Linked DNA regions of Homo sapiens: regions 1 and 2 are each linked to region 3. The links are chromatin loops, found by intact Hi-C in ENCODE. Cell type or tissue: B cell. All regions are shown on one strand. Each heading gives the region's core, and the rest is flanking DNA. Links, peaks and the distances in the headings are about the cores only.

Region 1 (6,943 bases), core at 1,014-6,013, 340 kb before region 3:
TCCTCAATCATGTTAACATCAAACAGCAGTCAAGCTTCCTGAGAAGAACATTTTGCACAACTCAGAAAGACCTCCATGTTGACCATGCAGTCCAGTGAGCCCGTACACCGTGCCCGTCTGTGCGCCCAGCATGAAGGCGACTGGAACCACACCCCTTATAAGTCGTATCAGCAATCACCTGCTTCTCACTCAGCATGCTGAGGCCACGCACCAGGGTGCCCACAACCCCGTCCTATAAAGAGCGGAGGCAATGACACTGTCAGCCTCACAGACCATGGGCAGTTTTCTAAGTCACATTTAGAATCACTACTGAAGATGCTTCCCCTGTGGACAAGGGGCAAAACCAGTCCTGAGATGCCCAGAGCTCTACATGTTAAGACTCAAATCAGGCCAGGTGTGGTCAGGCCAGGCGTGGTGGCTCATGCCTATAATCCCAGCATTTTGGGAGGCTGAGGCGGATGGATCACTTGAGGTCAAGGTTTCAAAACCAGCCTCACCAACATGATGAAACCCCATCTCCACTAAAAATACAAAAAGTAGCCAGGTGTGGTGGCGTGTGCCCATAATCCCAGCTACTCAGGAGGCTGAGGCACGAGAATCACCTGAACCCAGGAAGCAGCGATTGCAGTGAGCCAAGATCATGCCATTGCACTCCAGCCTGGGCAACAGAGTGAGACTCCCTCCGTCTCAAAAAAAAAAAAAAAAAAAAAAAAGACTCAAATCAAACTCAGCAAACACAGGAGAAAAGCCTCCTTCTAAGATAAATCACCACAAAGGTAACAGTCATCTTCAGATATTATTGACAAATAGCAATAATAATTGTCTACTGTGGACTATGTACTCCCAGGATTCCTTGGGTGACTCACAGGATACCTCGAACCCCGAGGCCTACAAAATCACACAGATGATAGGTTTGTTTTTAATTTTATAACTAAAGCCTTTCCAACATCTGGTGACATAACCATAAGAGCCCTCTCCAACTAATTCTAACATTGCCCGACATCCTGGCCATGTAAAGTGTGCTGCCAAGTCTGGCTAGGCCCTGCACCTGCAGCCCAAAAAAAGCCTCAAAAAGCAAAAAAAAAAAAAAAAAAAAAAGGTTTGCTTAAGTGAAGGTACAGGCCAAGTGTGCTGGCTCCCACCTGTAATCCCAACACTTAGGGAGGCAGAGGTAGGAACATCACCTGAGCCCAGCAGTTTGAGAACAGACTGTGCAACATAGAAGACCCCATCTCTATGAAAAAATTAAAAAAATTAGCCAGGTGTGATGGTGCGCACCTGTGGTCCCAGCTACTCAGGAGGCTGAGATGGGAGGATCTCTGGAGTCCAGGAGTTCAAGGCTGCACTGAGCTGTGATCATGCCACTATACTCCAGCCTGGGCAACAGAGAAGGAGGGGAGGGGAGGGGAAGGGAAGGGGAAAGGGAGGGACGGAGGGAGGGGCGGCAATGCCCCAGGCCCTTTGCTTGATCCTCTCAACTACTCCTAAGCTTGACCTGGTGTGTCTGCAGCCCACACATCTGCCTGTCAATTGATTATCCTCTCTAGATGACCCTTTGGCCCCTTGAGTCCATCATGGCCAGACCACAACCCATTCATCACCTTGCCCCACTGCTTGTCAGACCAAATCCATTCTCCTCCCTATTCCCCTCGCCTCTAAGCAGACTTAAACCTAGATTCTTACTTCCCTTCCTTGTCTGCCTACCCTATGACCCCCACAGCTATCATCAGAGCCTGTGGGTTCTACCTCTGTGACAGTAGGTCTGGTGTCACCAAGTGTACACCTTGCTGCCAACCTAATTCCATCCTTCATTATAACCCGGCTGGACCGCTGACCCATCACTCTACTTCATTATACTTCAAATCCCACTCCCACACTCCATGCCTCTCCGTGCTCCAAGCCTTCAAATGTTCCCCAGTAGAGACACAAAACACCCTCACTTCCAAGCCTGAAAGTCAAGCCCTTCCCAACATGGCACCTTCCTATCTTTCTGGCCTTCTCTTATGCCAACCCATCTCTGTTCCCTCATGTTCTCCACTTCTACAAGTTTTCTCTCCAAATGCATCTATACTCATCTGCATTGGCTCAAGCCACTGTCCCTACCCCACCCACAAATGCCCTTTCAGGTGGGGCAGGAAGCACGTGGGTTTGGGAATAGGAAGGATCTGAGTTCAGATTCTGTTCTGCTCCTTCCTAGCTGTGTCACCTGTGATCGGTTACCTAATTGCCTCTCTGACCCTCAGTTTCCTCATCCATAAAATGGAACAATCATTGCCACTTTACAGAGTGTTGAGCTCTTTAGATAACATATGAAACCGCTTGGCAAAGAGGGGATGGTGTTTGAGGCACAGAAAACACAGACAAAAGCTTGGAGGTCTCCTTGATGATGACATGTACGTGAAAGGGACGGTGAAGAAACTCCCCAGCTGGAGGAAGTGCCCTCCTGGGTCCAAGACGGGAGAAGCAGTAGCAGGAGGCTCCCCAGCAGGGATCCACCCAACACCATTCCCTCGATACTCTATTGCTCAGAACACTCAAGCAGTTTTGTGTTTGGAGCACAGTTTTGGGTGGTGTTTTTTTTTTTTTTTTTTTTTTTTTCCTTTTTTGGCTAGAGTCAGTACCATCTGTGAATTACACTGCGGTAGCCAGGTTTTTTGATAATTTGAATAAGACCTCAGGGAGTCTGAACTAAACATATGTCCCTCAAAAATATAAAGTAATTCATATGCTTTCATCTATTAATTGGGAAAATGAGCTTTTATCAATGTCTAAATGTTCACGAACAGGCAGAGAAATGTCAGGTTCTACCACATGTGACACGGCAAAAAAGACATCTTCCAATGCATGAGGCTTCTCCAGGCAGACATGAAGAGGGACACACTAGCCTGATAGAGCAGGCAAAATGACGACAAAAATCAGAGGTGAGTGTATTGCACCAAATTAGGTTGGTGCAAAAATAATTGCAGTTTTTGCCATTACTTTCAATAGTTTCCCAGAGCTGCCATCACAAATTAACACAAACTTGGTGGCTTAAATCAACAGAAATTCTCTCACAGACCAGAAGTGTGAAATCAAGGAGCCGACAGGACCTGGGGAACATCCTTCCTTGCCTCCTCCTGGCTTCTGGCGGCCCCCGGCCGATCTTGGCACTCCCTGGCTCACCCCTGCATTGGTCCAGTCTCTTCCTGTGTCATCTTCCCCACGTATCTGTTTCCTTTCCTCTCCTCTCCTCTCCTCGTAAGGGACGCTAGTCAATGACTTCAGAGCCCACTCAAATCCATTCTGACCTCATCTTAACCAATTACATCTGCAAAAACCCTATTTTTATTTTTATGTATTCATTTTTTTTTTTGAGAAGAGTCTTGCTCTGTCGCCCAGGGTGGAGTGCAATGGTGCGATCTCAGCTGACTGCAAACTCTGCCTCCCAGGTTCAAGCAATTTTTGTGCCTCGGCCTCCCGAGTAGCTGGAATTACAGGTGCCCACCACCATGCCCAGCTAAAAAAAAAATGCTATTTTAAAATAATTAGGTCACTAAATAAGACTCCAGGTGGACATGAATTTGGTGGGGGGGGACATTTCAGCCCACTACAGTGATAACAGAGAACATCAGGGGATATGCTACAATCATTAGAGCTGAAAGAACCTCAAAGGTAACCTTTTCCACAGATGTTAAACAGACTTCTTCTCTGATGCCAGCCCCAAGGGACTGGTGGTGGCTTCTGAGAATGGTGCTCACAGAAGCAGCTGAGGATGACAGCTGTGGCCAGCGATGGATGGCTGCCCTGGGCGTGGCATGTGGGAGAGGAGATCAACTCCTCACCTCTGCGCCCACCAGCCTGCTTCACTGTGCTCACTTTGCAGATATAGAAACTAAGCCTGTGAAATGCTGAAGTGATAGTTCTACTTAGTGGAAGAATCAGGACCAGAACCCAAGTCTCCTGAGTCTGCATCTGACAACCAGCTCTTCTAATACGTACCAGGAACATACAATTCTGAGTCACAGACAAGCTACTTACTATGGGCAGACACTAAAAAACAACTAATGACTTTCATTCATATAACATGGTTTCATCCACTTGGAAAACTGTTTTTGTAATCTAGATTAAAAAAAACTTCCTTTCTTCAACAAACATCAGCCCCACACCTACCACAATACCAGGAATGAGTCCTAGGAATACCTCATCTAGTTGTAAAAATATATATATAAAGCAATACAGAGATGCAGAGATAAAAATAAGCCCTGTCTTATGGTTCCACTGAGAAGAGGGACATGACCCAGCCTGAGCAGGGAGAATCATGGCAGACTTCTTGGAGGCGATGATGGCTGTCAAAGTCTACAGGATGAACAGGCCTTAGCTAGGGGCAGAGAAGGATAAGGTCATGACTAATGGCAGGAACAACAGCCTTGATGGCTCTCTGAACTGGAGCTAAGGTTGCTGTACGTGTTGTAAATTACATGGTTTTATATCCCATGGAGAAACAGCCTTACAATGAAATCTTTTTATAAACTTGCACCTGGAGATTATGTCTCTCCCCTAAGTCGGCATCTTACCAGGGAAGGAGAATTATGGAATCTGCCGAGTTTCCATTTTTGCCTTGGCTGTCAGGCACTCAATCACAACAAATATATTAGGTCAAGAATTTGGAATATTTGCTTTCCCCTCTCTCTACTGCATTTGTCTATTTTCAATTTTTACCTTAGCGACCTGATTGTGACCTATATGTCTTATGGCAAGCCCTATGAAAAGGAAGTGGGGTATAAATTATAAATGTGCCAATAAAGAATACTGGCTAATACCTACATAAACATGCTAATAAAGAATATTGGCCAATATCTATAGAGAGGGTCCGGGAGGTCTAAAATCTATAACCCTATCACCTTGAGCCTAAGTTAAGATGCCACATGGCCCATCTTTTTCAAAAGTCCAAACCCATCAACTTCAGAGAGGAAAAGGCTTAATTAATTATAGGTAAAGCCATCCGTGTCCTGAGGCAGATGAGACCAATTTCTCTCTGAATAACAAAAGCTGAGGCAAACATTTAAAAAAAAAAAAAAAAAAAAAAGGAGGGCTGGGTGCCATGGTTCACGCCTGTAATCCCAGCAGTTTGGGAGGCAGAGGCAGATGGATCACCTGAGGTCGGGAGTTCAAGGCCAGCCTGACCAACATGGAGAAACCCTGTCTCTACTAAAAATACAAAATTAGCCAGGCATGGTGGCACATGCCTGTAATCCCAGCTACCTGGGAGGCTGAGGCAGGAGAATTGCTTGAACCCAGGACGCGGAGGCTGTGGTGAGCCAAGATCATGCCATTGCATTCCAGCCTGGGCAACAAAAGTGAAACTCTGTCTCAAAAAACAAGGAGTTGGCTAACGTTCTCTCAGGCCTCTTACTGTGAGTGTACATGAGAGGGAGAAAAAAGCAAAAGAGGAGAACAAGATGAGAACTACTTACGTAACTGAGGTGTCAAGATACTGGCTGAAGGCCATCCTCACAAAGACTCACTTCTACTCACTGAGAGAATAAAAGAATTGCAGATTCAGACTCACAACGGTTCTACTCTCCAACAACTGAAAACTTGATCTCTCTTTGCTTTTGTCAACTCAGCAAGTTTATGGGTAGGTTTGACACGCAAATGCCTTCGCTGACAGCAAACAGCTCAGAGGATGCACACGGGGGAGCTCGGGAGGGTGGGTGAAAATTTCACTCTTTCTCCAGATGTAGGAGGAGCTAAGTGTTTGGGGAAAATTAACCAACCAAAAATTATTTTTTAATTGCTTCCTGTGCACAGAGCACTTGCTAAGTGCCACCAGAAATGAAATATAAGGCAACTCCCCTGACATCGAGGAGTGTGTCATCTGCTCTCTAGTGAAAGCAGGAGCACTGGAGTCAGGGACACACATGTGGTCTCCCATCTGTCAAGGTCGTCCACGGACAGCCGCAGAGGCCTGCCCTGCACAACTGCAGGAGGTGCCATTTCACAGGGCTGCAACGTGAAGTCATAGTTCTAATCCTGGCACTACTAGGCTAGGGGAACTTAGCAAGTAACTTAACCAACTTCTAAAGTGGTTTTGAGAATTGAGAGATTAGACAGGTCAGGTTAAGTAAGATAGTGCCCAACACCTAACAAGGGCTCAATCAATGCCAGCTCAACAAATCATCATCTAATTAGAGCCAAAGCACACTCTATTAGTCAGCTCAGACTACCAGAACAAAATACCACAGACTGCGTGGCTCATACAACAGAAGTTACTTTTTCACAGTTCTGGAGTCTGGGAAGTCCAAGGTCAAAGTGCCAGCAGCTTCAGTTCCTGGTAAGGACTCTCTTCGTGAGAAGACGGCTGCCTTCTCACTGTGTGCTCATGGGGACTGCCCTTGGTGTGCGTGCATGAATAGAGTGATCTCTCTTCCTCCTCTTATAAGGCCACCAATCCAATCAGATTAGGACCCCATCCGTATGGTCTCAACCTTAATTAGCTCCACATTGAGGGTTTGCGCTTCAACATATAAATTGGGGGGTGCCAGGCATGGTGGCTCACGCCTGTAATCCCAGCACTTTGGGAGGCCGAGGCAGGTGGATCACTTGAGGTCAGGAGTTCAAGACCAGCCTGGCCAACATGGTGAAACCCCATCTCTACTAAAAATACAAAAAATTAGCCAGATGTGGTGGTGTACCTGTAGTCTCAGCTACTCGGGAGGCTGAGGCACAAGAATCACTTGAACCCAGAAGGCGAAGGTTGCAGTAAGCCGAGATCGTGCCACTGCACTTTAGCTTGGGAGACAGAGCAAAATTCTGTCTCAATCAATCAATCAATCAATCAATAAACAAACCAACCAATTAGGGGGGAGACACAATTCAATCTATAGCACCAACATGAAGGAAATGACCGTCAGTATAATATTTACTGAGTGTGTACTATATTCCAGGAGTTGTATTATCATTA
Region 2 (6,943 bases), core at 1,014-6,013, 380 kb before region 3:
CAATAAAGAGTTAATATCCACAATAGAAAGGCACTCATACAACTCAACAGCAAAACAAAACAAAACAAAAAACTAAACAAATCCCACAAATAACCCAGTTTAAAAATGGGTAAAGAACCTGAATAAACATTTTTCTAAAGAAGACACACAAATATCCAGCAGGTATATGAAAAGGTGCTCAACATCACTAATCATCAGGGAAATGCAAATAAAGCCACAATGAGATACCACCTCACATCTGTAAGAATGGCTACTATCAGAAAGACTGTCTGTACTGGTGAGGACATGGAGAAAAGGAAACTCTAATACCTTGTTGGTGGAAATGTAATTTGGTTCAGCACCAGGCCGGGCTCGGTGGCTCACGCCTGTAATCCCAGCACTTGGGAAGCCGAGGCAGGTGGATCACGAGGTCAGGAGTTCAAGACCAGCCTGGCCAAGATGGTGAAACCCCGTCTCTAATAAAAATACAAAAAAAAATTAGCAGGCACCTGTAATCCCAGCTACTCGGGAGGCTGAGGCAGGAGAATCACTTGAACTCAGAGGGCAGAGGTTGCAGTGAGCCAAGATCGCGCCACTGCACTCCAGCCTGGGTGAGAGAGCGAGACTCCGTCTCAAAAGAAAAAAAAAAAAGGCTCAGCACCTATTACGAAGAACAGTATGGAGGTTCCTTAGAGTATTAAAAACAGAACAGCTGGGTGTGGTGGCTCATGCCTGTAATCCCAGCACTTGCAGATCACCTGAGGTCAGAAGCTCGAGACCAGCCTGGCCAACATGGTGAAACCACATCTCTACTAAAAATACAAAACAATTAGCCAGGCATGGTGGCGCCTGCCTGTAATCCCAGCTAACTGGGAGGCTGAGGCATGAGAATCGCTTGACAGAGGTTGCAGTGAGCCGAGATGGCGCCAACTGCACTCCAGCCTGGGTGAACACAGAGAGACTATTAAAAAAAAAAAAAAAAAAAAAAAAAAACAGAACCCCCATAAGATCCAGCAATTCCACTTCTGGGTATATATCCAAAGGAAATAAAGTCACTATTTCAAAGAGATACTATATCTGCATGGCACTCTCAATTTCATTGCAGCATTATTCACAATAGCCAAAATATGGAAACAACCAAAGTGTCCACTGACAGATAAATTAATGAAGAAAATGTGGTGTGTATATATATATATATATATATATATATATATATATATATATATGTATATAAATGTGGTATACACACACACACACACACACACAAAGGAATATTACTTGACCTTAGAAAAGAAGGAAATCCTGCCATTTTTGACAGCATGGATGGACCTAGAGGACATCATGCTACATGAAACAAGCCAGACACAGAAACACAAATAGCACATGATCTCACTTATATATGGAATTTTAAAAAGGCAAACTCACAGAAACAGAGAATAGAAGGGTGGTTACCAGGGGTTGGGGTTGGGGAGTGAGGCGGGCTGGGGGAAACGAGATGATGTTGGTCAAAGGGTAAAAACTTGCAGTTATAAAATGAGTAAGTTGGCTGGATGTGGTGGCTCACGCCTGTAATCCCAGCACTTTGGGAGGATGAGGCAGGTGGATCACCTGAGGTCAGGAGTTTGAGACCAGCCTGGCCAACATGGCAAAACCCTGTCTCTACTAAAAATACAAAAATTAGCCAAGTGTGGTGGTGCACACCTGTAGTCTCAGCTATTCGAGAGGCTGGAGCAGGAGAATGGCTTGAACCTGGGAGGTGGAGATTGCAGTGAGCCAAGATCATGCCACTGCACTCCAGCCTGGGTGAGAGAACAAGACTTCATCAAACATAAAATAAAATAAAATAAAATAAAAGCCCTAGAGACCTAATTTACAGCACAGAGACTACAGTTAATAATACTGTATTTTATACTTTAAATTTGCTAATAAAAGAGTAGATTTGTTTTGTTTTGTTTTGTTCTTTGTTTGTTTTGTTTTGAGACAGAATCTTGCTCCTTGTTTTGAGACAGAATCTTGCTCCGTCACCCAGGCTGGAGTGCAATGGTGCGATCTCAGCTCACTGCAACCTCCGCCTCGCAGGTTCAAGCAATTCCCTGCCTCAGCCGCCCCAGTAGCTGGGATTACAGGCGTGCACCACCACACCCAGCTAATTTTTGTATTTTTAGTAGAGATGGGGTTTCACCATCTTGGCCAGGCTGGTCTTGAACTCCTGACCCCATGATCTGCCCGCCTCAGCCTCCCCAAGTGCTGGGATTACAGACCTGAAAAAGAGTAGAACTTAACTATTTTCATATCACACACACACACACACACACACACACACACACACACACACACACAAATGGTAACTATATGAGGTAATAGATATGTTAAACTGTGGTAATCATTTTACAATGTGTGTATCACAACATCACACTGTACGCCTTAAATATCCACAATTTTTATTCATCAATTATATTTCAATAAAGCTGGGGGCACAGAAGGACCAAAAACCCCCAAGTTTTCCAAGACTAATTGTAAAACAACTCAGTGGTCCAGCACATTACTTTCAGTTGAGTCTCTCAAACTGAGTGTCATTCCTACACCTGCTTAGATTACTGAAAACATCCTCACATGTAGCGTTTGGCCACAAGTGGTCTATTGAACTTGGCACAGCCAAAATGACCAACAGTGCTCATCATTCCTACGATCTAAGTCTTGCCTCAGCAAATATGCTATTTACAGACACTATTTTGATAATTATTTAGAGCTTAATTTTTATACACTTGGGTCAACCAGAAATCAGCCAGGCATTTTTGGAAGAATCTTCACTGCTTGTTCCTTAACAAAATAAAATTAACCCTGTGTCTTTAATCCATTTTATGACTTCAATATCAAATAAAAGGATGCTAATTATATCTATTCATTTTTATTTCACAAATATTTACTGTGTACAATATTAGAGATTCAGGACGGTGGTTAGAGAGATTTTCATTTTTAAAGAATGTTAACAAAATATGTTGCTCTAACAACAATAATTTTTTTTAAAAAAACTAAATTCAAAAGATGGTGAGAGTCCTTGTCAGTTCTCCCTACAGACATATCAAAAACAAATACATATAAGAAATGATTAGAAAGATAGCTGAAGTATAGACATTTATTCCCAAAATGACTGAGAGTTTAAGAGGAACAAAACAAGAGGAAACCCTCATTTGCTCTAAGAAGAATTCATGGGCAAGAAAGCTTTATAATATGGTGAGGTTTGACTCTCTTTTTTTCTTATTAAACAAACGTATAAATAATCCCTAAAATATTGTGTGATTCTCCCCACCCTACATTCGCTTTTCGATTTTGTCTAAAACAGAAGTGATCCTTACACACACACACACACACACACACACACACACACATTCATAATCCTTAGTCACCCCTTCCCCATTCTCCTAACGGTGCCTCCATCCATCCATCCATCCATCCATCCATCCATTCATCCATCCACACAGAATCCTCTCTGCTTCCTCCCCACGCCTCCCCCATCAATTTCCATGGCTCTCCCTCTAATTGTCATTGTTTCCTCACCATTGCCAGTTTCCAATGGCAGGAACTCTCACCTCCCATCTCTCTTACTCTCACTATGCTACAAACCCTAAATTCCTTTTTAACAAGTGATATGTCATTCTTCCTTTCCAAAGCTCATCGAAGAATGTTTCTGCAGAAGACAGTGACCACAAGGTGGCAAATTACCTTGAGAAGAACTCAGGCTATGGGGTCAGAACAGTCAGATGAGGCCGGCTCAGGTCCCAGCTCAGCCATCTGCAAGCTGTGTGACCTGCTCTTTATAGGCACGTGATAGCCTCTCACATGCTGTCTGTATACCAAGTCTGACACACAGTAGGTGCCCAATAAATGCTTGGTTTTCTGCCTCTCAATCAAAATCCAGAATGGTTTGGAGTCCAAAGCAGATGGAATAAAATAAATTTAAAATTCTTTACAGTCCTATAGTGCTAAACAGCTTACTTTCATAGTTCATTTCTTAGAAGCCTAGAATATCGGATGGAAATAGATTTTTGTTTTACTCTACATCAAAGAGTTGTATTAGAGAAATTCAGGTTGGTTTTCCTATAACTTTAACTTCAACAACTCTGATGATGGAACATGCCACATCTAAGGGGTGAGGGTAAGAAAGGGTGGTGTTAGAAAGAGGGAACTTCAAAGGGCTTTAATAAGAATAAAATTCCATTGGAGTCACCGTATGTCCAATCCTTCCTTTCTCAAGAACAATCCATTAAAAATCAGGGAGGGGGAGGTGCCCAAGAGAGGGGTCCTTAGGTAGTCAGGCCATGGTATGCCGCCAGAATGCCTCCAGAAAAATCAGGACCTCTGGCACCACAGATTTGTGAGTTCTGCACACAGATTTGGTAGTACAAAGAATTGCGATCTTCCTCTTTTAGCAGGTAGAGAAGGATAGCATTTGGGTGACTTTCTTCCTATGGGATCAAAGTGCGACAGGGAGATTTCCTGGGAGAGAAAAGCAAGATTGGGAGCTGGGAGGAGCCGGGCTTTGTTCTCATCAAAGAAGAAAAGAATGTAGGGGAAAAAAACTAATGAGTGACTGCCAAGAGATTTAAACACGGATTATGTATCTGGTAGAGAAAGAACACAATTGAGTGTTTGGGCTGGCCTGGGGTGAAAACTTTTCCCATTATGACTGGGGCAGGGAGAGCTCCGGCGCCTTACCTTTCAAGTGCCAGTTCCGCAGAAATGTACAGAGGAGCAGAGGGAGGCTTCTTTTCAAAGGAATAATGAACAAGACAAAGCTGGAGCAATTCCTGGCCTGCACCACCGTCAGCACATTTGCATTCTCTTTTCTTTTCTTTTTTTTTTTTGAGACGGAGTCTTGCTCTGTCACCAGGCTAGAGTGCAGTGGCACAATCTCAGCTCACTGCAACCTCTGCCTCCTAGGTTCAAGCAATTCTCCTGCCTCAGCCTCCTGAGTAGCTGGAATTACAGGCACGTGTCACCAAGCCCAGCTAATTTTTGTATTTTTAGTAGGGATGGGGTTTCACCATGTTGGCCAGGCTGGTCTTGAACTCCTGACCTCAGGTGATCTGCCTGCCTCAGCCTCCCAAAGTGCTGGGGTTACAGGCGTGAGCCACCGTGCCCAGCCACATTTACATTTTCTACAGCAGCTGCAAAAAAGTTTCCTCCTGTGACAATATTTGGTGCCTTGGAGTCAACAGCCTGGAATTTATAACCTTTCTATCCCTGGGCAGCCTGTCTTAGGCTTGAAGAATGACCAGGTCCAAACAGTCTGGCCTCGTGCATACCCAGAGGGACACTCGGACCTTGGCAGACAGATGGGGAAGTAGATGGAAGGTCAGAAACACCAACACTGCAAAATTGCTAAATTGTCTTTCATAGAGTCCAGCTTCTCCCTCCCCCTCCAAACATCTGGACTTGTGACTGTAAAGGGGAGGAGGGTAGCCAATGATTTCTGGCATCCCAGAGCAACTAAAGGAAAATATTTTTCACTACTCTTATAATCTATGCTATGCATTCTAAGAGAAATCATTGATAAATAATATATTTTGAATAACACCTACATGTGAAGTTTATAGCACCAGGAGAACTTGCAAACAGTCCTGGTTTTCACAGATCTTAAATCTAGGGGAAAGCACAGAACATAAAGTATAAAAAGATTCCTCACAATACAAAACCATATATATAAGGGCCAAACTGGTATGCAGCCGGCTGGGCGCGGTGGCTCACGCCTGTAATCCCAGCACTTTGGGAGGCCGAAGTGGGTAGATCATCTGAGGTCAGGAGTGCAAGACCAGCCTGGCCAACATGGTGAAACCTCGTCTCTACTAAAAATACAGAAATTAGTCAGGTGTGGTGATGGGTGCCTGTAATCCCAGCTACTCGGAGGCTGAGGGAGAAGAATCACTTGAACCTGGGGGTGGGCAGGGAGGCATGGAGGAGGCTGCAGTGAGCCAAGATCATACCACTTCACTCCAGCCTGGGTGAAAGGGCAAAACTCTGTCTCAAAGAAAAAAAATATTTGGTATGCAGCATTTGCAGAAACAAGACTGCACAATTATTAAAAGACAGTGGCAATGGTGAGGAAGGAGAAATCAAATTCAATGACTTTCCCTGGGCCAGGCACAAGGGCTAGGCATTTGGTACATCATTTTACTTAATTTAATCCCTAAAGCACTCGTTTAAGACAAGTATTCTTTTTGTTGGTTTGTTTTTGAGACAGAGTTTCACTCTTGTTACCCAGGCTGGAGTGCAACGGTGCGATCTCGGCTCACTGCAACCTCTGCCTCCTGGGTGAGTTGCTGGGATTACAGGTGCCTGCCACCATACCCAGCTAATTTTTGTTCTTTTTAGGAGAGACGAGGTTTTGCCACGTTGGCCAGGCTGGTCTCAAACCCCTGACCTCAGGTGATCTGCCCGCCTCGGCCTCCCAAAGTGCTGAGATTACAGGTGTGAGCCACCACGCCCAGCCTAAGACAAGTATTCTTATGCCACAATGAGTAACAAAACAGAGGCTCAGGGACCAGAGGCTTCAGGTAACATGTCCAAGGTCACACAGCTAGTGAGTGGCCCAGGGAGGCTCTAACCTGAGCCTCTTTCTAGACCTAACTAAGATCTGCTCTGAGCCTGCTGCGACATTGGCCAACCTGCAGGAGCTGGGAGGAAGCATGGAGACCCTCCAGTCCCCGTCTGCACCAGGGCAAGCGTGTGGTTCTCTCGGATCCTGCTCCTTCCAATGCTGGGGAGGCAGAAGGACCTCTCTGGGGCACTAAAGCTCATGGGAGACAGGCCCAGGACAGAGTTTCTGACTCCTGCTCTACTGCGGGCAGGATCGGGCAGGCGGGGAAGCCAGAGTCACGCTTTGAGAGCTTCAGACTGTGGGATCTTTTTCATTTCTCTGCTTCCTCACTGTTTCCTCGGACTGGCCTCCTCCTCCTGAGGGTGA
Region 3 (6,943 bases), core at 783-5,782:
ACCCCCCTCAGCCTCCCAAAGTGTTGGGATTACAGGTGCGAGCCCCTGTGCCTGGCCCTGTTTTTCCTTCTATGTCTGATTCTTCGTGCACATATTGCATGTGCTTTGTACTTTTTGGAATGGAGTTGTTGGTTGTCTTGCTTCTCATTTTTCTATTGTGGTCCCAGAGGTGTGGAAGAGCTTGAATAAAACAGTACCATCATCACCTATTATGTGAGGAAGGCATTATTATCCCTATGGTGCAGAAATGGAACTGAGGATCAGAGATGTCAAATAATTCTCTTAATGTCACTCAACTAGATTGTCCCAAAGCTGGCCCTAAGCCCAGGGCTGTGTGACTCCAAGTTGACATTGCCTTTTTGATTGAGATGCTTTGAGTAATTTTTATCGAATTGGCTTAATATAGCTGAGTAGTGATTTGCCAAATTTGTGCCACCACATAGAAGGTTATATAGGTCCTTATCCATAAACACTATAGCCTAATGTCTTTGCCTGTGCTGCCTGCTCCTCCCACAGGTGACCCTGTTTCTTCCCTTCCATCAACACAGCTGGCTGTTCCATGGCCCTTGGCTACCAGCTCTCAGCTTCCTTGATCTTTTCCAAGGCTTCAGTGCAAAGCATCAGCTTCTTCTCTGCCTTCTGTTGCATCTCAGTTTTCTATTCCCCACTCCTAGATAGCCCCTCCACAAATTTAAAAAACCTAATTATTCCTAACACAAATGAGTTTAAAGCATATGAAGCAAATTTCTCACAGTTGCAAATAAAGGCACTGTACTCATTAGTACAAGTGACAAAAATCCAACTCAATCAGCTTTATGGAGTTAATTGGTTCATGTACCTGGGAAGTCTGGGGGTGACCACCTTCAGGCATAGCTGTATCAAGTGGCTCAAACAATGATAAGAGGGCTCTGTCTTTTGACTTTGATTGACTTCACTCTCAAGCAGAATCTCTCCAATCTCTCCAACACGGCTGCAAGGACCCCTGTCTGGCATCTTCAGCCTCCTGTGTTCTTTAGATCTCTGCATCCTAGGGCAAGGGAGAAGGACACTTCCCTCCACCCCTACCCCTACCCTTAGCTCTCAAGCAAACTCCCTATAATGATTTTGATTCACTTTGCTTGGGTTGCATTATATCGCAGCAATGGGGTGGGGTCACACTGTTGGCAGCCTTGCCAACATCACACAAAATGGGTGAAGTGGTCATTACCTTCAGATAGAAAAACAGGAGACAGGCGAGGCGCGGTGGCTCATGCTGTAATCCCAGCACTTTGGGAGGCCGAGGTGGGCGGATCATCTGAGGTCCAGAGTTCGAGACCAGCCTGACCAACGTGGAGAAACCCCGTCTCTACTAAAAATACAAAATTAGCCGGGCGTGGTGGCACATGCCTGTAATCCCAACTACTCCGGAGGCTGAGGCAGGAGAATGGCTTGAACCCGGGAGGCGGAGGTTGCTATGAGCCGAGATTGCGCCATTGCACTCCAGCCTGGGCGACAAAAGCAAAACTCCATCTCCAAAAAAAAAAAAAAAAGAAAAAGAAAAACAGGAGACCAGAGTAACATTTCACCTCGTCATGAACTTTCCCTGAGGGACTCTCATGACAGCAGAAAGAGGAAGCACGTGTCCTCTATCTAACAACCACAACCACCATAGTCTCATTCAGCAAGATTGACCCCCACCTTCCAGTTGGCCTGGGTTGAACAGGTGCCCAGCATTAGATCCAGAAGCCAGGAGAAAACAGCCAGATGCAACAGGCACACCCAGTCCCTGAAGCCCTCACTGGTCCCAACTACCCCAGGCCCTACCAGAAGTATCTGTGGAGAGGAGGGATGGAGGCGTTCAGCCCCCTTCTCCACTCCTAGACCCCCAGAGCAACTTCAGGGACTCATTTCAATAAGTATATTCCCAATTTATTTCTTTTTTTTCTCCCAGATCTAAATGATCATCATGATGGTGATGGAGGAAGCAGTGATAATGATGATGATGATGTCATAAAACTAAAATTATTGAGCACTAAGTACTGGTCAAGATGCTTTAGATACATCAGTTCATCGAATCCTCTCAACAACCTTGTTTTACAGGTGAGCGTTTGAGGATGGGTGATAAGGTCTCGCTGTGTCCATATCCAAATCTCATCTTGAATTGTAGCTCCCGTAATTCCCATTTGTGGTGGGAGGGACCTGGTGGGAGATAATTGAATCATGGGGGTGGTTTCCCCCAACTGTTCTCGTGGTAGTGAATAAGTCTCACGAGATCTGATGGTTTTATAAGGGGAAACCCCTTTTGCTTGGCTTTCATTCTCCTTCCTGCCGTGTTTGCTTCCCCTTCCTCCATGGTTGTGAGTTTCCTGAGGCCTCCCCAGCCACACTGAACTTGAGTCAATTAAGCCTCTTTCCTTTATAAATTACCCATTCTGGGGTAGTGTCTTTGCAGCAATGTGAGAACGGACTAATACAATGGGGAAATTAAGAAATGTACCCAAGGTCACATCTGGTAAAGGAAGAATGGGGCTTTGCACTCAAGCAGTTTCTTAACCAGTCGTGAAGATTCTTGTTAGTGGGGCACTTATGATGTGCCACATGCTTTACGTGAATTATCTCCTTTAACTTTCACAGTGGCCCAACAATACAGTGCCTATTATCATCCTTGCTTCATGAAGAAGAACACGAGGTTTAGGAGGGTTCACCCTCTCAGTCAAAGTCCCTGAAGTGCAGAACTTGGCCAACCCCACAGTGGACTGGCTTCTGCTAGGCAGTTGGGAGCCACTGCCATCTCCAAACAGCAGGAAGAGATGCTCAAAGCTGTGCTTTTGAAAAATCAATCTGGCAGTAGTGGAGAAGATACACTGTCTTTTCTCAGCTCAGCATACCAGTTGGAAGGCCTAACCACAGAGCCAGCAGGCGGCAGAGCTGGGGGTTAGATCCCACATCTACCTGATTCCAGCACCCTTGCTCGAATCCCCCAAACCTAGCTGCTTGAGGCCAGATGAAGGCTTCCGGCTTCACAAGTGCCCTTCCCTCACTGCGGGTGCATTGGCACCTCACTTCCTTGCCACACTTCCTCTTGTTTTGAACCACTATATTGGCTCATCTCAGCAGCAGACAGTTCCTCTGAATAGAGTATGCCCTGAAAAGTCAAAATCTACCACCAGCTGGAGCTGGTAAGGCTGCAGTACTTCCTGTTGAATCGGGTCTTGGGGCCAGAAACCACATTGTTATTTATACCCGAAGCTCTTTATTCACGGTGCTTTACAAAACAAAGAAGGGGCAGCCCCCTGTCTTATGGAGCCAGCAGACCCCAGAGATACAGAAGACAACAGACAATAATAAGCCCTCTCCCCTCTCCTTAAGCTGTAACTTCCATCCTGCCTGACCAGTCCCTGCCACTGCCCCTTTGTTTCTTCTATTACCTTCCTCTGAGCAGTCTTATTATGGAAATAGACTCCTAATTAACACATCAGGTTTCCGCTTTTCCAAAAAGTCTCTGAAATTGGCCCGTTTCATGATGTTGTTCACTCCAAACACCCCCTGCTATCTTTATTTTGTTCTGCTTTTCATCCTGGCTTATATCATTTATTTCTTTGTATTGAAAGCTTGTCAACTCATGGGACCTGGCATGTATTAATTAGGAGGATGGTCTGGAGCCCGACACAGCTTGATGGAAAGCCAGTCTGAGGGGGGAATTAGGCAGAGAATCAGAAAGAAGCTGAACCAAGCAGCAGAGGGGTAGATGGCTTAAGACCATGACCCAAATTTCAGACCCAGGGTGACCGACTGTCAGCCTTCTGGGCTGGGATTCTTCCCTTAAGCTAAGACAGTCTTCACTTTGTGCCATAAAAGTGCACGTCAGGTCTCACCTCTGTGCCGTTTGCTCAATGTGTACCCCCCTGCCGGGATGCCCTTCTTTCTCTTTTCTACCTACTAAGCTCTGCTGCTTTTCAAGGCCAAAATGAAGTCCCATCTCCCATAAAAAGCCTTCCGCGGCTCCTCCAGTCCTGAGCAACCTCCATTTTCATGACACTCTTGCAGGATTTGTAGCACATAATTTAGGCCTTGCTTATGTAGTCTTCTTAATGAGAACTGTCTTAGTCTCTCCAGCCACGTCAGAGAGAAACAGAGTTCAGGAAGACATAGGTTGAATAAGAAAGAAGCTTGTTTGCCCCTCTGGGGACAGCAGGAGGAGAGGGACAAGCTCAGCAGGCCCGTGCGATTGCACAGAAGCTGGCCTCCAGCGTTGCCCAGACAATCCCCAGCTGTTTTTTAAAAACATTACCAAGTACACAAATCTCTGCTGTTACCAGCTGGCTAGAGTTGCCCATGTGAGAAGCAGCTCAACTGGAAACCAGTGTCTGCAAGTTGAAGGGCGTGTCCTTGGATTTTGGACTCATATCTGAAACATTTATTCCTTGTTCTGCCCACAGGTCTTAATACGCATGGGGAACACTGTATTGAGGGGCTCTGTGCCCTCTCCTGAAAATCCTTTGTCCATTTCTGAGTGTCCTTCCCTTGGCTTCTCTCTTTTTTTTTTTTTTTTTTTTGAGACAGAGCCTTGCTCTGTTGCCCAGGCTAGAGTGCAGTGGTGCGATCTCGGCTCACTGTAACCTCCGCCTTTCAGGTTCAAGCAATTCTCCTGCCTCAGCCTCCTGAGTAGCTGAGATTACAGGCATGCGCCACCACACCCAGCTAATTTTGTATTTTTAGTAGAGTCGGGGTTTCACCACGTTGGCCAGGCTGGTCTCAAACTCCTGGCCTCAGGTGATCCACCTACCTCAGCCTCCCAAAGTGCTGGCATTACAGGCGTGAGCCACCAAGACTGGCCCCTTCCCTTGGCTTCTATGCCTGCTTCTAATGACTCTCTTCTAAAGACTGGTGACAGATGTACCTGGAAATTTGGGTCCTCCCTAGGGGGCCATTGGCCAATGGCTGACTGGTGCAGAATATGAAAGCCCAGCTCTGGGGTGCCTGGAGTTGGGATACAATCAGAGGTGTAACTTACACTCCACTGCTTTTTGTAGAGCCATGCTGAGGCTGGGACTTGGCCTGAAGTGGCTGTCTTGCTGGGCTCCTTTCCCTTCCCCATCCAGCCTGTTCCTCCTCCCACCCCCTCATTTCCCCTGGAGCACTTCATTTATAAACTCTGGCATACTAGTCCCCATCTGCGAGACTGTGTCTGCGAGACCCTGACCTACCATAATGCATATGGCACATCTCTTCATTGGTAGTCAGCCCACCATCACCCCCCACAAGCCCATATTTTAAGGCCATTTTATAAATTCAAATGTTCCCTCCAATACAGTGAAAATCCATCCAGTCATGCTCAGGTGATGTGATGATAGACATCTAGTCAGAAACTTATTTTTATTTATGTTGGTTACAAATTAAAGTCATCATTCATCCTCCTAGCACAGTAGTATCTTGCCCCTCTGTGACTTTGGATGCTGCCAAGGTAGTCACGAATAGATTTCATTCATCTTTCTAGATCCTGTTTTCTTGATATTTGTAGCTCAAGAATGATTCTGCACCACTGGCCCTGCCCCAAATCCTCCTGATAGGCTACTCTGAGTAACCAAGCAAATGAGAAGATGACTTTCTGTCCCAGGCCACACAGATCACTAAACTCTAAGTTTATTAAAACCTCTCTCTAGACTGGGCACAGTGGCTCACGCCTGTAATCCCAGCACTTTGGGAGGCCAAGGCAGGTGGATCACTTGGGGTCAGGAATTTGAGACCAGCCTGGCCAACATGGTGAAACCCCACCTCTATTAAAAACACAAAAATTAGCCAGGAGTAGTGGTGGGTGCCTGTAATCCCAGCTACTTGAGAGGCTGAGGCAGGAGAATCGCTTAAACCCAGGAGGCAGAGGCAGGAGAATCGCTTAAACCTGGGAGGGGGAGGCAGGAGAATCGCTTAAACCTGGGAGGCGGAGGTCGCAGTGAGCCGAGCTCAAGATTGCACCATTGCACTCCAGTCTGGGTGACAGAGCAAGACTCCGTCTCAAAAAAAACAAAAACAAAACCAAAAATCTCTCTCTAAACCCACCAGCACACTGCTACCTTTGCTGCTGCTGTACATATTCTCTTTGAACCCCCATTCCCCACCCCCAAGCCCCAAACCAGGTCTTATAATTCTTTGCCCCTTCATAGTGCTCAGCACAGGGCCAGGGGCAAACTTGTCAAATTCATCAGTCACATGGGAAGTAAAAGTCACAACTTTGAACCAAGCCAGGTAAACAGGGTTTGTGCAAGAGTCAACCTATTCATGGGACCAAGTACATTTCCAAGCTAGAGACAAAATTGGCCACCGAAACATATTTTTCTGAAATGTAATTTCTCCAACTCCTTTAACTATCTGCCCTCAGGTGCATTTGGTTTTTCTTTCTAGCGCTATTGTTCTGCAACTTGATCCCTTTTTCTGCCTCTCTGAGAAATTCAAGTTTTCCTGAACTTAGGGTTTTTAGTACTTTAGATTTCTAAGAAAGGCAGTTTATTAGGAAACCTTGTGTTTACTCAAGTTTGCAGCAGGTCCCGGTTGGCCAGCAGGCTCAATGTGATTCCTTGAAATTCTGTTCCGGGCATGGACTCCCGGGAGCTAAATGTAACATTTAGTCATCAATAGGATAATTTAGGTTCATTCTTTCTACTTGCCTCCTTAAGAAGGGATTGGAGTTCACGCTGGTATTCTCTAGAAAACGGAACTACCTTCCCACCCTGTAGAAGTATGTTATGATGGAAAGAGCCACCTATTTCCTGTGTTGGCTTCTTCTCTGCTTTCGGATTTAGGCACGGTGTCTTTTCAGATGTGCTGACTTTTTACGGCTTCAGCAAGGTAATACTGTATAAATGCCGTTGGCCGTTTACCATTTGGGATTCAACGCAACGTCTGGATCTTGTTATGTAGGCATTTTCAGAGCATTACAGCTCAGCTGTGAAAGCACTCTGGCTTAAAG

What was found. A loop is a pair of places that touch in the nucleus more often than their neighbours do. Peaks named below come from ENCODE experiments on the same cell type or tissue, not always from the same donor. Only the 100,000 strongest peaks of a DNase experiment are listed, where the experiment ranks them.
Region 1: a loop joins it to region 3, with 16 times the contacts of the local background. A loop is called at or near these places in 1 of 110 quality-filtered maps.
Region 2: a loop joins it to region 3, with 20 times the contacts of the local background. A loop is called at or near these places in 1 of 110 quality-filtered maps.

Annotation. Positions count from the first base shown.
Region 1 is chr14:89,380,457-89,387,399 of GRCh38, forward strand. The region is part of intron 2 of FOXN3 (forkhead box N3); the gene reads right to left. Among named protein-coding and RNA genes, the nearest start is that of FOXN3, 33 kb to the right of the region's middle. RefSeq lists enhancers at 3,316-3,435, 3,496-3,665, 3,676-3,875, 5,547-5,616, 5,667-5,716 and 1 more. In B cell, for the core only: no CTCF peak of the experiment used is centred there; DNase peaks (open chromatin) are centred at 3,755 and 5,911; H3K4me3 peaks cover 590 bases; H3K27ac peaks cover 3,094 bases.
Region 2 is chr14:89,332,805-89,339,747 of GRCh38, forward strand. All of the region lies in intron 3 of FOXN3 (forkhead box N3), which reads right to left. Among named protein-coding and RNA genes, the nearest start is that of FOXN3-AS3, 14 kb to the right of the region's middle. RefSeq lists an enhancer at 6,549-6,818. In B cell, for the core only: a CTCF peak has its summit at 3,658 (motif pointing right); a DNase peak (open chromatin) is centred at 3,697; H3K27ac peaks cover 552 bases.
Region 3 is chr14:89,717,922-89,724,864 of GRCh38, forward strand. No RefSeq gene overlaps it. Among named protein-coding and RNA genes, the nearest start is that of FOXN3-AS2, 150 kb to the left of the region's middle. In B cell, for the core only: no CTCF peak of the experiment used is centred there; DNase peaks (open chromatin) are centred at 1,640, 2,210, 3,100, 4,130 and 1 weaker place; H3K4me3 peaks cover 2,615 bases; H3K27ac peaks cover 3,543 bases.